Linked DNA regions of Mus musculus: region 1 is linked to region 2. Evidence: chromatin contacts called from ENCODE Hi-C or POLR2A ChIA-PET data. All regions are on one chromosome and are shown on one strand. The core of a region is the stretch at or near the end of the contact, and the rest is flanking DNA. Distances in the headings are between cores, read along the strand shown.

Region 1 (6,070 bases), core at 2,588-5,087, 450 kb before region 2:
GGAATATCTGGTGGTGTTTAGACATGTGTGTCCAAGAGTTTTATAAAATTATCCAAAAGAACTATATCCTCTTTCTTCTACCATAGAAGGTTAAAAAATGGTCAGGAAAGACACTCTAGGAACTACATAGACAATATCGATTTCTCTTTACTGATATTTCTCATGCTCAATGGTAGTCCATCACACCAGGTAAAAAAGAAGTTCTCTCCAGGACAGAATGAATTCCGATTTGAGTGTCAGCTTGTTGTCTTGCCATTTAAGGGGGACTTGAAGAAGCTATTTACTGAAGCATTCAAGGCTCACTATGATAGTCATGTATGACTGGGCTTTGTGACTAGAGGAAACTAGGGATTTGTGTTCCAACAAGCTGACACTTGGTTTGTGGCCAGGCATGGTCTCAGGGTGAGCTGCTCTATTTTCCTGGCCTTGGTGCTCATGTTTTTGTTTTGGTAAAGCTCAGGTAAGGTTTGGAAGCTCTTTCATGTCCTGTAACTCAATGACTGTCTGGGCCGACAAGGCTGGAGAGGATTAGTCCCATCACTCTCTCCACAAGCACACACCTTGGATATTAATGGTGCAGCTGGTTGTCAGCCTTGCTTTTTCTGAATCCTGCTTTCCTTGGCACATCTTGCTTTCTTTAGTAGGAGGGGACCTGAGGGTGGGTTTCTCAGCAGATGAATTTAGAATTTAGTCCAAGTCTGCAGCCATGGATTGCTGACAAAAACTGTTTCTATTTGTGGGGTTTCCCTGGAGTAAGTTGCTGTGCTAGCTTTGGACTTTCTTCAGACTCAGTCTCTAACACTGTCCTGACTGCAAAGTCCTCTGACCTCCCTACGTGGGCATTTCAAGGGTAAAGTTACACATGGGTACTTTTGTGGCAGATTATCTTTTTTTTTAAACTAGGCACATGTATGGTATGTGTTTATATAAACATGTTTGCATATGTATAGGGATATTTGTTCATGGCACATATGTATGTATAAGCATGTCAAGGCCCAGAGGTGCTAGTTGCAGATTAAATTTTTAGTCAATTTAAAAAGTAAAAAAAAGTCAGGAAAAGTCATTTCAAGTGTGTGGTCCAACATATCTGAAGCCTTGCGTTTGAAGTTTAGGTGCTTGAAACTCATTGTGTATTTTATAAGTACTTCACATCTTCTTTAGAACTAGCTGCATCCTCGGTGCATACATGGCTGATAGCTCCTGGATTGGAGATGCATGTCTAGAAAAATTCTTCCCAAGAAAAATTATAACAGAGAAGCAGCAGCTCACCCCCCACAGACACACACACCCTCTCCTCAGCTCATAAAGGAGTATAAGCCACTCATTCTAGCATCTATCACCGTTAGCATTGCCACACATCAACTGTCTGACACAAAGAATCTCTTTGAGCCATAGTAGAATTAGCAAAAGTATTTTCCTGTGATCTGGCAGCTTCCAGAACTTGCCAAACGTTGAACAGCACTATGTGCACACACTGACAAAGCAAACTGATCTGAGCAGCTAAACGGCCCAAATGCTCAGAAAGACATGCTTCTGTTGCCTTCTGTATGCTCAATGCACCTTCCATTACAAGGTTGCAGGAAACTTTTTTTTTTTTTCCAAATCTGCAAAAATGTGCAAACAGAAGGGTAAGCCTTTTTGAGTCAAGGGGACTGGAGTACACAAATGTAAGGAAGACATGGTCTCTCACTGAAACTTCCGGCTGGGGAGGGAAGACCATGGATAAACTACACAAAGGGCTTGTGTCTACAGTGTGGGGAGGATGAAAATGAGCTGCCGGTGCCTCTCAACTATGGCCAAGGATTCTTTTGCAAATCCACATTAGAATATCATGAAGCAACCCCCACCCGTTTTGTGGGCTGATTTGTTGAAATTGCTTGAAAGTTAGGGTCAAAGGGACTTGGAAAGTGGATCAGGTTGTTTTTATCGGGGAAAGGAAAAAACAACAGATATGAAAGGTGTGGATTCCTCTGTGGTGACAAGTTGGGGTTTTTCCCGAGGACAGACAGGCAGCTTGAAGCATCCCCACTTGCCTCCTAGATTGCCAACGGTGCCTTTTGGATATAACTTAACCTGCATGCCTTTAGCTTTCCATGTGCTATCGCTGAAATGATCTACTTAAATTACTTAGAAACAATGCCTGGGCCACAGGACGCACCCGTGTGATGCCCCTAATGGTTAGGTTGAGCACTAAATATGCAATAATTGTTACCTATTTTGCCCTCTATTGTTCTTAAAGTTTCACGAGAGGAGGCAAGGCTGTTGAATCACGTAATAGGAAAAGAGAACAGGCAAACATTAATGAGTATTGAATCCCTCTCTAGATGGCAAACCTGGGGTAAAGAGTTCAAGGTGATTTGCCTAAGGGCTTAGAGGCTGCTCCTAAAATAGGAGGGGCTCCTTTAAGGAGGTGGTGATGGAGGTCCCAATGGGCAAGTGCTTAGTATAGGTACAGGTTGGAGTTGCAAAGGAGACCAAAGTTAACCTGGCTTGTCCTGTTCTTTGGCCTTATACCTGCTGTATACAAAGAGGTTACAAACCCAGAATCAGTGACACTCAATAGCATGCTGTACAGAAAGCAGGTAGGCTGAGCTCTGTAGAACCATTTGTTTTCATTACAAGGATTACTGTTAACAGGTCTTTAGCGGTAGCAGACAGACCCCCATTTAGGATGTTATGATATATTTTGGCGCGCTCTCATATCCTGGCACAGTGCCTGGCCTGGCACCCAGATGACACCCGGGGAACGTTTGTGGAATGAATACGTGCAGTCTAGTTTGTAGGGTGGGATGGGGAAGGAGACAGTAGGATAACTTTGCCTGTGATGCAAACTCTTCTTCCCAAGACCAAAGTTCTATGCACTTTGCAGCCTGGAGCCTACACTATTTTCTGGTGTGTGGAAATCCATTTCAGCCCAGAGGCTTGGGTTGAAGACTTGCAGCACGCCTCGCCTGGACGCACTCATCTTAGTATAAGCAGTTTTCTCTGAAGCCCTTATTTTTTTGGTTTGCGGTTTATTTACTTTAGCGTTTACAGATTCCAGGAGCATAGGGGTCTTAGAAGCGGGGTCAGGACCGAGGTCGCGGTTTGTATTTCTTTCCTGCTTCGCGATCACAACATCAGCAAGTCACAACATGGTTCCTTTATTTGCTCACTCGTCAGGGTAGCGTTTCTTTTACCTCCTACCGGGCGACGAAAGACAGACCCAGCTCGAATTCAGAAAAGGGCTCTCACACGATTACCCCGCATCCTCAATAGCAGGGACCACCCCATTTCCAGACTTAGTTTTTCATGCAGACACTAGCAGGATCCAATAAAAAACTAGACCAGATTTAATAAAGACAAACTTGTTTCTTTAATCCTTGACCGCAAACACTGGCGTTTTTGTGCCTCGGATTTCTGAAATTCTTGGCTCCAGGACACAGGGCGCGCGGGGGTGGGTAAATAGCTTGTAAAAACTTCCCGAAGCAGTAATCCGAGCTCTTCCTCTCTCTCCGGACCCTAGTGACACCTGACTTTAGGAAGGGAAGATACAAGTCAAAAGAGAAGGGTTCACAGAGGTAGGGGACATACCCAGTGGGTCGGGCTTGCCAAACCTGGGGAGTCCGGTGTTCAGACACAAGTTCGCAACCCGAGCCTTCAGCCTGGGCGCCTCTTCCCCCTCCCACCCCTGGTCAGCGCGCGGGAGTCTATTTAGAACCCAGCCCCGGAGCCCAGGGGATTCTGGGACTTGTAGTCCCTCTGCGCAGCCCCAGGCGCCGGCACGACCTGGGACTCGGACTACATTGCCCAGGGAGCTTCCCGGCCTATATAAGCGGTCGGGCGCTGCTTTAAAGTGCAGTAACCATGTGGATGTTCTGCTGAAGCGTTTCCTCAAGCCTGCCGGGGTGGGAGGAGAGGAGGAGGTGGTGGTGGTGGAGGAGGTGGAGGCAGAGGGTGGAGAGAGAGAAAGCGCACGCCGAGAGGAGGTGTGGGTGTTCCGCTCCCATCCTAACGGAACGAGCTCCCTCTTCGCGGACATGGGATTGCCCAGCGGCTGCTAACCCCTCTCCTGGTCCTGATCCCCCAAACCGGCGTGGCTCCCCGGTCACCAAGGTAGCTGCTGGGGCCGGGCAGAGGGCGCGGGGAGTTGGCACTAGCTCCCGTGCGCAGAAGTTTTTGCCCTGATCACCGGGAGTTCTTGGTGGCTTTGGTGGCTTTGCATGCACTTGGCGTGTATTTTGGGGCTTCTTTCCCTGTGAACAGTTTTGGGGGGAGGTATATATTTTTTTTCAGGCTTAAGTAACCCCAAACGTCCTCGACTCTAGTGACCGGTTTCAACCTCCTTCCCCGTATTGAAATGGCATTCCCCCAAGTTGGAAACGGTTGGAGTGTCTGCAGGAAATAGTTTTTTTTCCCCCTGGGGGGGGGTATTTGAGGGGGTCATATGAGTTCGCTCAAGGAAATAATCTTTCTAAAAATGTAGCTAGCCCTGTTGCGCTGCTCAGCTGGTAGGATAATGCATGCGTGGGGGTCCCCGTGGGTTAAAAAAAAAAAAAAGGAAGAAAACCGGAGGAAGGGGGGGGGGGGCGATGAGGAAAGAAGTGTGGACGGAGCTCGTGCCCAATGAGGACGCGGGTTTCACATACTTGGCCTCCACGCGGGGAAACAAGTGCTTTGGGATCTCAACACGTCCCTTACTTCCATCCACCTTCAATCCCCATCCGGCGTGTTCGAAGTTTCTGCGTGTCTGATCTTTCTGGCCAGCTACTGACGGGAAATAAGCATGCTGGGTTTGCTTTTATTTGGGGGAAAGAGATCCCTCCGACTTAGCTGCTAAATTTGGAGGGGAGTGGGATCTGCAGGAAAAGCGGAGGCTATAAAAGTCAAAACTTGGATTTGAGAATTTCTGATAGACCCTCGCGAGATCCCCTACTCAGTCTTCTTTCTTTGTTAAATATTTAGGAGCTGATTACAAGGGACCAGGATTTGCATCCTTGGCTGGGCGTCCATTGGCTACAGAGTGCCTGACCTGGGTCAGGTGAGTGTGCGAGCCGAGTGCTGTAGTCAAAAATGGGTTTTTGTCCTAAGCATTTTCTAAGTCCTCTTGTAGCTGCCATAGAGGTAAAGTAGGGAAAAGAAAGACACCGTGGTCAAAATTGGTCATGGTCTTGGGTGAGTAAAGGTCTAGTGACAGCCACTTTTGAAGGTCGCTCAGAAGTGAAGCATGGCGGGGTGAGGGGGGTGGGGTGGGGAAGATGTCGGTAAGCGACCACAACGTGCAGTTAAAGGGACTGTAAAGTGGGTGGTCCCTTACCAGCCTGAGAGGAGCCCTCATTAGTTTAATTCCCAAAGATGCAGAACTTTTCATCTGCCAAGATCCCTAAGCAAGAGTGAGATACCCCTCCCTTTCACAAACTGTCACTTTGTTCTGTTCGGTTGTGGGCATGCCTGTACCCAGAATGGGCTGGGCTGCAAGAAATGAAAGTGACAAATTGAAAGAATGAGAACTTAAAAACGGGAAGGAAGAGCTTAAAGAATACTACAGTCGCTTCCAGGGTTTCACTGGAGCCACCTGAATGTCAAGGAACCCAGCGGGCTTCTCTTGCTTTGGGACCTGTTCCTGGATGAGGAGCTGAGGGCAGGCAGCATTTCTGTCAGTATAATGGCATATTTAAAACCATCACAGCCCGTTTCTAGAAAATAAAGCTTCTGTAGGTACAGGTGCCACTATGGTTTCAGGTTTGGCCATTGGATTTTGTTTTTGTTTTTGTTTTCCTAAAATGTCTGGGAATTGAGTAAACAACAAGTTAATAGGGGTGGGTGGTGAGCTGTGGGCAGCTGGTCCTTGGTAACTTCTTTAATGTCCTAAATATTTAGCTGTTCCCTGGGCTACAATCTTTGGGCTTTTCTAATTAGTGAATAAAAGCCAGATACTTCATTATGGTAGTAGAATGCTTTTGTTTCCTGTTGATAAGGTCCTCAGGAATACTGGCAGAGCGGGAAACATTTGGAAGGGAAGGCTAGTTCTTCTGTGGACTTAAGTCTATGTTGATTAAAGCTTGGGGTCAGCCTTCTCTTTGAAGTACAT
Region 2 (6,363 bases), core at 2-2,501:
CCCGCAGGCTGCGCCTGGGACCTGAGCTCCCGGGAGAGTCCGGGGTGGGGGTGGGGGGAGGGGGTCGGCACGGCTCACACGGTCCACGGTCAGGTGCGCGCGGCGTGCTCGGCGGCGGCCTCGGCTGCCCTAGCTCCTGGCCACCAGCCCGCTTCCCATGGGGTGACATCCGCCCCGCCCTCGGTCCCTCCCCAAGGCGGGCAATTCCTGGACACTGAGGCTGAGCGCTGGGGGGGGGGGGGGGGGGGGGGCTGGGAAGCCAGGACGGAAAGAAACCCCAGCCTCTGGAGAAGGCTAAGGGGGGCCGACGACTCCCTCAGCTGCGCACCGGTTCCTAGGAGCGGGCCAGGCGGGGGAGGAGGAAGAAGGCTGGGCTGGAGCGACCAAGGGGATATTCCTCTCCCGGCTTGAGTCAGACGCGGGCGGAATCCGTCCTCCCCCGTTCCCTCCCAGGAGACGGGAACTTACTTCATTTCCCTGGGGCAGGTTCGCCCACGTTACCAACTCTTCCCCCCCCCCCTCCAGCTCCCCGGTTCCTTCCAGCTTCCGTGCCCCCCACCCAGCTGGGCAGGACTCTGGCTGCGCTGCCACCCCCTCTTTCGGGGAAAGGAGGCCGCAGCCGCAGACACCTGGGGGCCCGAGGTTTGGAGGGGGGGGGGGCACTTCGCAGCCGCCAGAGCGTTGTCCAACACGTGAGGCTCATGTGATGAAGCCGGGGGAGGGCGGGCAGGTCGCTCCTTCCCTCCCCGGCAGCGGCCAGACGTGCTTGGAGTCACAGGGTAGAACACGTAGCTTCTACCCACCCACTCGCTCCCATTTAACCCAGCCCGCAGCCTCTCCTTACTCCTCGGCTCGTCCCCTCCAGCAACTCCCCCCCCCCCGCCCCGCCCGCTCCGCCCTGAGCAACCCCCCCTTCCCTCCCGCCTCTCCGCCCGCCCCACTTCTCATTCACTTGGCTCGCACGGCGCAGACAGCGCAGCGAGCACACACCGCCAGTCTGTGTGCAGAGCGGGAGCCAGAAGCCGTGGGGACACCCGGCCATGCACGCCCCCAACTGAAGCGACACCTCAAAGCCGCTGCTCCTGGCATCCCAGCGCATTGCAAGGAAGCTCAGGCTAGCTCATAGGAACATACCTCTTGAGACCCTCGGATCCTCCCTTCCAGGGCAGCCCTTTCTCAGACTCTACTAAGTGCAGACAGGAGCGCACAGTGGCCCCTGCTCGCCGCATCATGGAACGGATCCCCAGCGCGCAACCACCTCCTACCTGCCTGCCCAAAGCTCCAGGGCTGGAGCACGGAGACCTGTCAGGGTAAGTGTGTGCTGTGATCCCTTCAAGTCTCCACTCCTAACCTTGTGTTCCGCGACACTCTCAACTTGGGGCATCTCTGAGAGTATAGGGGGCTTCTTTCACGTCTAGGGCTCCTGCAGCTAGTACGCACTCGGGAGTCACGGCTTTTTCTGACCTCTCTCCCTGCAGGATGGATTTTGCCCACATGTACCAAGTGTACAAGTCCAGGCGGGGAATAAAACGGAGCGAAGACAGCAAGGTAGGTGCATCCCTGGGAACCTCATTCCTTAGCCCCTCGTGTGCGCTGAGTTTCCAAGAAAAGTTTGCTTGTTTCAAGGTTGGCTGGGGGGTTCAAGATGAGATGAGCTCATTGCCACAAATGAGTGACTTGGGAAAGAAGGGGCAGAGAAGGTGAATCTGGGTGCGTCTCTGCGCCCTCGCAGAATTTTTCCCCCCTGCTACCGGTTGGGAAGGAAGGGAGGAAGCTTCGTTCCCTTCCCCGGGCACCCATTGCTTCCATGTATTCCATGCAGGAAACTTACAAACTGCCGCACCGGCTGATTGAGAAAAAGAGACGTGACCGGATTAACGAGTGCATTGCCCAGCTGAAGGATCTCCTACCCGAACATCTCAAACTTACTGTAAGTGAGAAGCTGGCTGCGCTCCAACCCAGTTCTTCTGCCCAGAGGGCGGATGGTGGGGTGGGGGTGTCTCTCGCCGCCTGCAGGCGTCACGGGGAACTGCATGCTAGACGGGCGGATCAAAGCTTCTGGTTTGGAGGGAACCCATCCCCAGACCCAGAACTTCCTAAGCAGAGGCAGAACCAGAACCATCTGGGGCCTCTTTAAGTTGGCTTCAACACTAACACAGCTTCCTTTTGGTAGTTTTTTTTTCTCTCTCTCACCACCTTGTAGTCTCCCTGACTTAAAGAAGCAAACCACGAAATTAAAAACTTAAGCCTTGTCCGCTTTTCATTTACAATAGGACCTACTTTATTTAATGTGTGCCTTTTTTTTTTTTCGTCATAATCTTTACTGGTAGCCAAAAGCTTTTTAGCTTTTCCTTCGGGAAAAGTATTTGGAAAGGAAGACAAAAAGCCAGCATGACTGGAAGTTCTGAACAAGTGTCAGGGGGGAAAGAAAGAAAGAAAGAAACGCAACACATTGGGAAAGCCACTTGGTTGCCAGACACAGTAGACATCCCTCCCTGGGTTGACACCACAGCAGATAAATGTTATCCCCGGAGTCCCCTAAGTTAAGGTCAGGGCAGCTGCTGGAGAAATATATCTGTCAGCTCACTCCCTAGACTGTAACAACTACCAAAATGCCTCCAAAGATAGACAACACGTGTCTGGCTTTTTTTTTTTTTTAAGCTTTTGATCATCTATGTGTATATGTTAAAACATCTGCAAACTTTAAATTTAGTGGAGCAGGAAAGACTCTTCCTATCTTTGTTGTTGTTGACACCCAATTCTCCTAACAGATAGTGTCAGAAGGGACTCCACTGACCTCACGGGTGACAGACTCTCCGTTTTTTTCTTCTTCTTCAGACTTTGGGTCACTTGGAAAAAGCAGTGGTTCTGGAGCTTACGTTGAAGCACGTGAAAGCATTGACAAATCTAATTGATCAGCAGCAGCAGAAAATCATTGCCCTGCAGAGCGGTTTACAAGCTGGTGAGTCCCCGGCCTGATTAGTGTCTCCTGAGAGCTCAGTGCCAATCTAGCCCCTGGGAGCTCGCTCTGGCTTCTGACTCTTCTGTTACCATTCATTTTTCACAGTCACTGGGCAGGGGTGGGGGGGGGGGAGATGCTCTTCTGATTCTTTCCTAAAAGGTCATATTTTGCCATACGGAATGCTGCTGTGCGCCACCTGAAATGAGTCCATGTTAGCCCAGTGATGAAATGTTTCGGTGACATTTTGAGAGTGTCTAGGTTATGGGAGACTTCCCCATCCCCCTTTAAAATGCCAAGGCACCTATAATTTGCATTGTGGGTGTTTTTACAGTTGGTCTGATGAGCCCTCATTCATGGGCGAACAGAACACGGGTCTGCCCCCAGTGTTTTCCTGTTTCTTTGCTTCCTTCTCTTTGGATGTGGGGTGCAGTCTTGGCAGGATGACAGCAGGTTTTCTTTTTTCTTTTTTTTTTTTTTCCTCTTGCCTGCCTTCCATTGTGGTTCCCTGAATAGCCACCAGGTATCTTGGCAAATTGCACAATCCAACGAAACCACTGCTTTCATCATTCATTTATCCTGAGTTTCAGAGAATCGGGGTACAGACCAGGGGGAATCCTAATATGTACCCCAATAGGCGTTCTTCAGTCCTGTCCAAGGCTAGAATGAGAATCACAGAAACCAAACCAAGCCAGTATGTCTGCCAGTTTTCTTTCTAAAAATAGAAAGTTGATCAGGACTGATCTCGGGGTGTGTGTGTGTGTGTGTGTGTGTGAGCTACAGTATATGGAGAAGACTTACAAATAAAGAGCCTAGTTAAACTGCACGGAGGAAATGCAACTATTTGATGAATAGGTTAGGTTTCTGTGTGTGCAGCAGTTGTTGGAGTTGTTGGTTTTAGTTTTGTGGTGGTTTTGGTTGTTCTGGTTTTGGTTTTCCTAAAGCTCAGAAGTAACCTGCCAGCCTCACCCTCCCAGGCGGGGGGATTACAGTGGGAGCTGTAACAGTTTCTTGGGCATGGTGGTGCATGCCTGTAGTCCTGTCCTTGAGAGGCAGATGGAGCCCCTTAAATTCATAGCCAGCCAGTTTTGCATAGGGAATTCCAAGCCTTTTAAGACTAAATAGGGAGATCCTAGATCCTATCTCGTACAAAAAAAGGGGTGGGGGGCAAGGGAGACAATGTTTTGTTTAGGCGGTATTTGTTTTATATAGTTTCTTTTTATGAGTCTCTGGACTTCTGCTTCCATGAAACTGTTGCTATACTAACTTATTGAGGATGGGTGTGGTAGTGCAGACCTGTAGGCCCAGCAGTCTGAAAGTTAAGATAGGCTCATATGCGTTCAAGGCCAGCTTGGGTTGCTGAGTAACTCAGTGTCACTCTAGACTAGAATGAGACTGCTTTATTTAAAAAAAAAAAAAAAGATGTGACTGTTGAACTTTTAAACACAGTAGCATGTTCATTTTTGTGACACAAGAAAAATCGGTAGCTACTACATGAAGTTTATCAAGAGTAGAAGTAAGTTGGTTTATTTCTCTGGGACACTCTACAGACATTATGAATCCTAGTTCGGAAAGTGGAGTATATGTAACCTTAGCGATACTCTGTTGTAATTAGTATTAAAACCCAAGTATTAATAAGGAAAAAAAAACCCTGTAACTAAGTGGTCGGAATTTGTTTATTTTATTCTTTATACTTCTCAGCATAATTCTCTAGGCATAGACTTTTGGAGTCTGAAATGCAAATTGCCCGACAATTTCAAAAGAGACAAGAAGAGAGCCTCAGACTTACCTACCACCCAACCTTCTAAAATCCTCCTTTCTGGGTCTTTTTCTTCAGGTGATTTGTCGGGAAGAAATCTCGAGGCAGGGCAAGAAATGTTCTGCTCAGGTTTCCAGACTTGTGCCCGTGAGGTACTTCAGTACCTGGCGAAGCATGAGAACACTCGGGACCTGAAATCTTCCCAGCTCGTCACTCATCTCCATCGTGTGGTCTCGGAGCTGCTGCAGGGTGGTGCTTCCAGGAAACCATTGGACTCGGCTCCCAAAGCCGTGGACTTGAAAGAGAAGCCCAGCTTCCTAGCCAAGGGATCAGAAGGCCCTGGGAAAAACTGTGTGCCAGTCATCCAGCGGACTTTTGCTCCCTCGGGTGGGGAGCAGAGCGGCAGTGACACGGACACAGACAGTGGCTATGGAGGTGAATTGGAGAAGGGGGACTTGCGCAGTGAGCAGCCGTACTTCAAAAGCGACCATGGACGCAGGTTCGCCGTGGGAGAACGTGTCAGCACAATTAAGCAAGAATCCGAAGAGCCCCCCACCAAAAAGAGCCGAATGCAGCTCTCAGAAGAGGAAGGCCACTTCGCGGGCAGTGATCTGATGGGTTCCCCATTTCTTGGGCCACACCCACATCAGCCTCCTTTTTGCCTTCCCTTCTATCTCATCCCACCATCGGCCACTGCCTACCTGCCTATGCTGGAGAAATGCTGGTACCCCACCTCTGTGCCAGTGTTATACCCAGGCCTCAACACCTCAGCTGCAGCCCTCTCCAGCTTCATGAACCCAGACAAGATACCGACTCCCTTGCTTCTGCCCCAGAGACTCCCTTCTCCTTTGGCACATTCGTCCCTCGACTCTTCGGCCTTGCTCCAGGCTTTGAAGCAGATCCCTCCTTTAAACTTAGAAACCAAAGACTAAACTCTGGAGGGATCTCCTGCTGCCTTGCTTTCTTTCCTCCCTAATTCCAAAAACCACAAAGGTTTCCCTGAGTGCAGAGAGATCAGCCCACCCTGCAGACCCACAGAGAAGATTCAGAGTGTGTGTGAGAGTGAGTGAGTGTGCGTGCGTGCGTGCTTGTATGTATGTTTGTATATGTAGGACAATAAGTTCCTTCTGACACAAGGGAGACACGAGAAGGATAGCCTGACATCAGATGACAGACTGGAGGACTGTAGCACATCTCTGGGCGTTTCCCTACCCAGAGAAGAGCCCCCCCCTTTGATACAAATCGGTTGGATTTTCATATGCTTCAAAGGCTTGATCTGTGAGTCACTCTCCAGTTTGGGACATGGGTCTGTCTGTGGCTTTGAGAAAAGGTACTTTCAAAAGAGGGCTTTCCAGAGCACAGCTCACAGCCAGCTGTTAGGACCCCACCCTTCTCCCTTTATTGTGGAGGTGACTCACAGCAGACTGACAGTGGTCAGGCTGAGCTTTCTGCTAAGGTGGTGAGGTCGCCAACACTGGCATGTCTCGGTAGTGGTTTGGGCAAATTTCTGCAGGTCCCTTCCCCCCAACCCCGTCTCTGATGAATAAAGACCATGAGTGGAGTTCCTTAACTCAGGCTTTTGTGAGTAGTTTACTAAGGAACTGAAAATGGTCCCCTTTGTCCAAGCTGAGCTGCTAGGGAATCA

What was found. A loop is a pair of places that touch in the nucleus more often than their neighbours do. ChIA-PET counts read pairs that join two places held with the same protein, here RNA polymerase II (POLR2A).
Region 1: a loop to region 2 is called in a map of heart, with 4 times the contacts of the local background. The contact joins the promoter of Itpr1 here to the promoter of 0610040F04Rik in region 2. A Hi-C loop is called at or near these places in 1 of 37 maps with a recorded cell type or tissue (heart). POLR2A ChIA-PET finds 5 or more read pairs at or near these places in 4 of 5 experiments (Patski and embryonic stem cell).

What each region holds. Positions count from the first base shown.
Region 1 is chr6:108,209,259-108,215,328 of GRCm38, forward strand. Itpr1 (inositol 1,4,5-trisphosphate receptor 1) reads left to right here and starts at 3,838. Exons shown (of 62, transcript NM_010585.5): 1 at 3,838-4,095; 2 at 4,945-5,020. Gm38872 (predicted gene, 38872) reads right to left here and starts at 3,660. Exons shown (of 3, transcript NR_167935.1): 1 at 3,597-3,660; 2 at 3,348-3,515; 3 at 2,998-3,182.
Region 2 is chr6:108,659,683-108,666,045 of GRCm38, forward strand. 0610040F04Rik (RIKEN cDNA 0610040F04 gene) reads right to left here and starts at 1,252. Exons shown (of 7, transcript NR_104577.1): 1 at 1,135-1,252. Bhlhe40 (basic helix-loop-helix family, member e40) reads left to right here and starts at 947. Exons shown (of 5, transcript NM_011498.4): 1 at 947-1,310; 2 at 1,479-1,548; 3 at 1,823-1,930; 4 at 2,839-2,962; 5 at 4,797-6,363. The coding sequence starts at 1,231. The coding sequence ends at 5,650.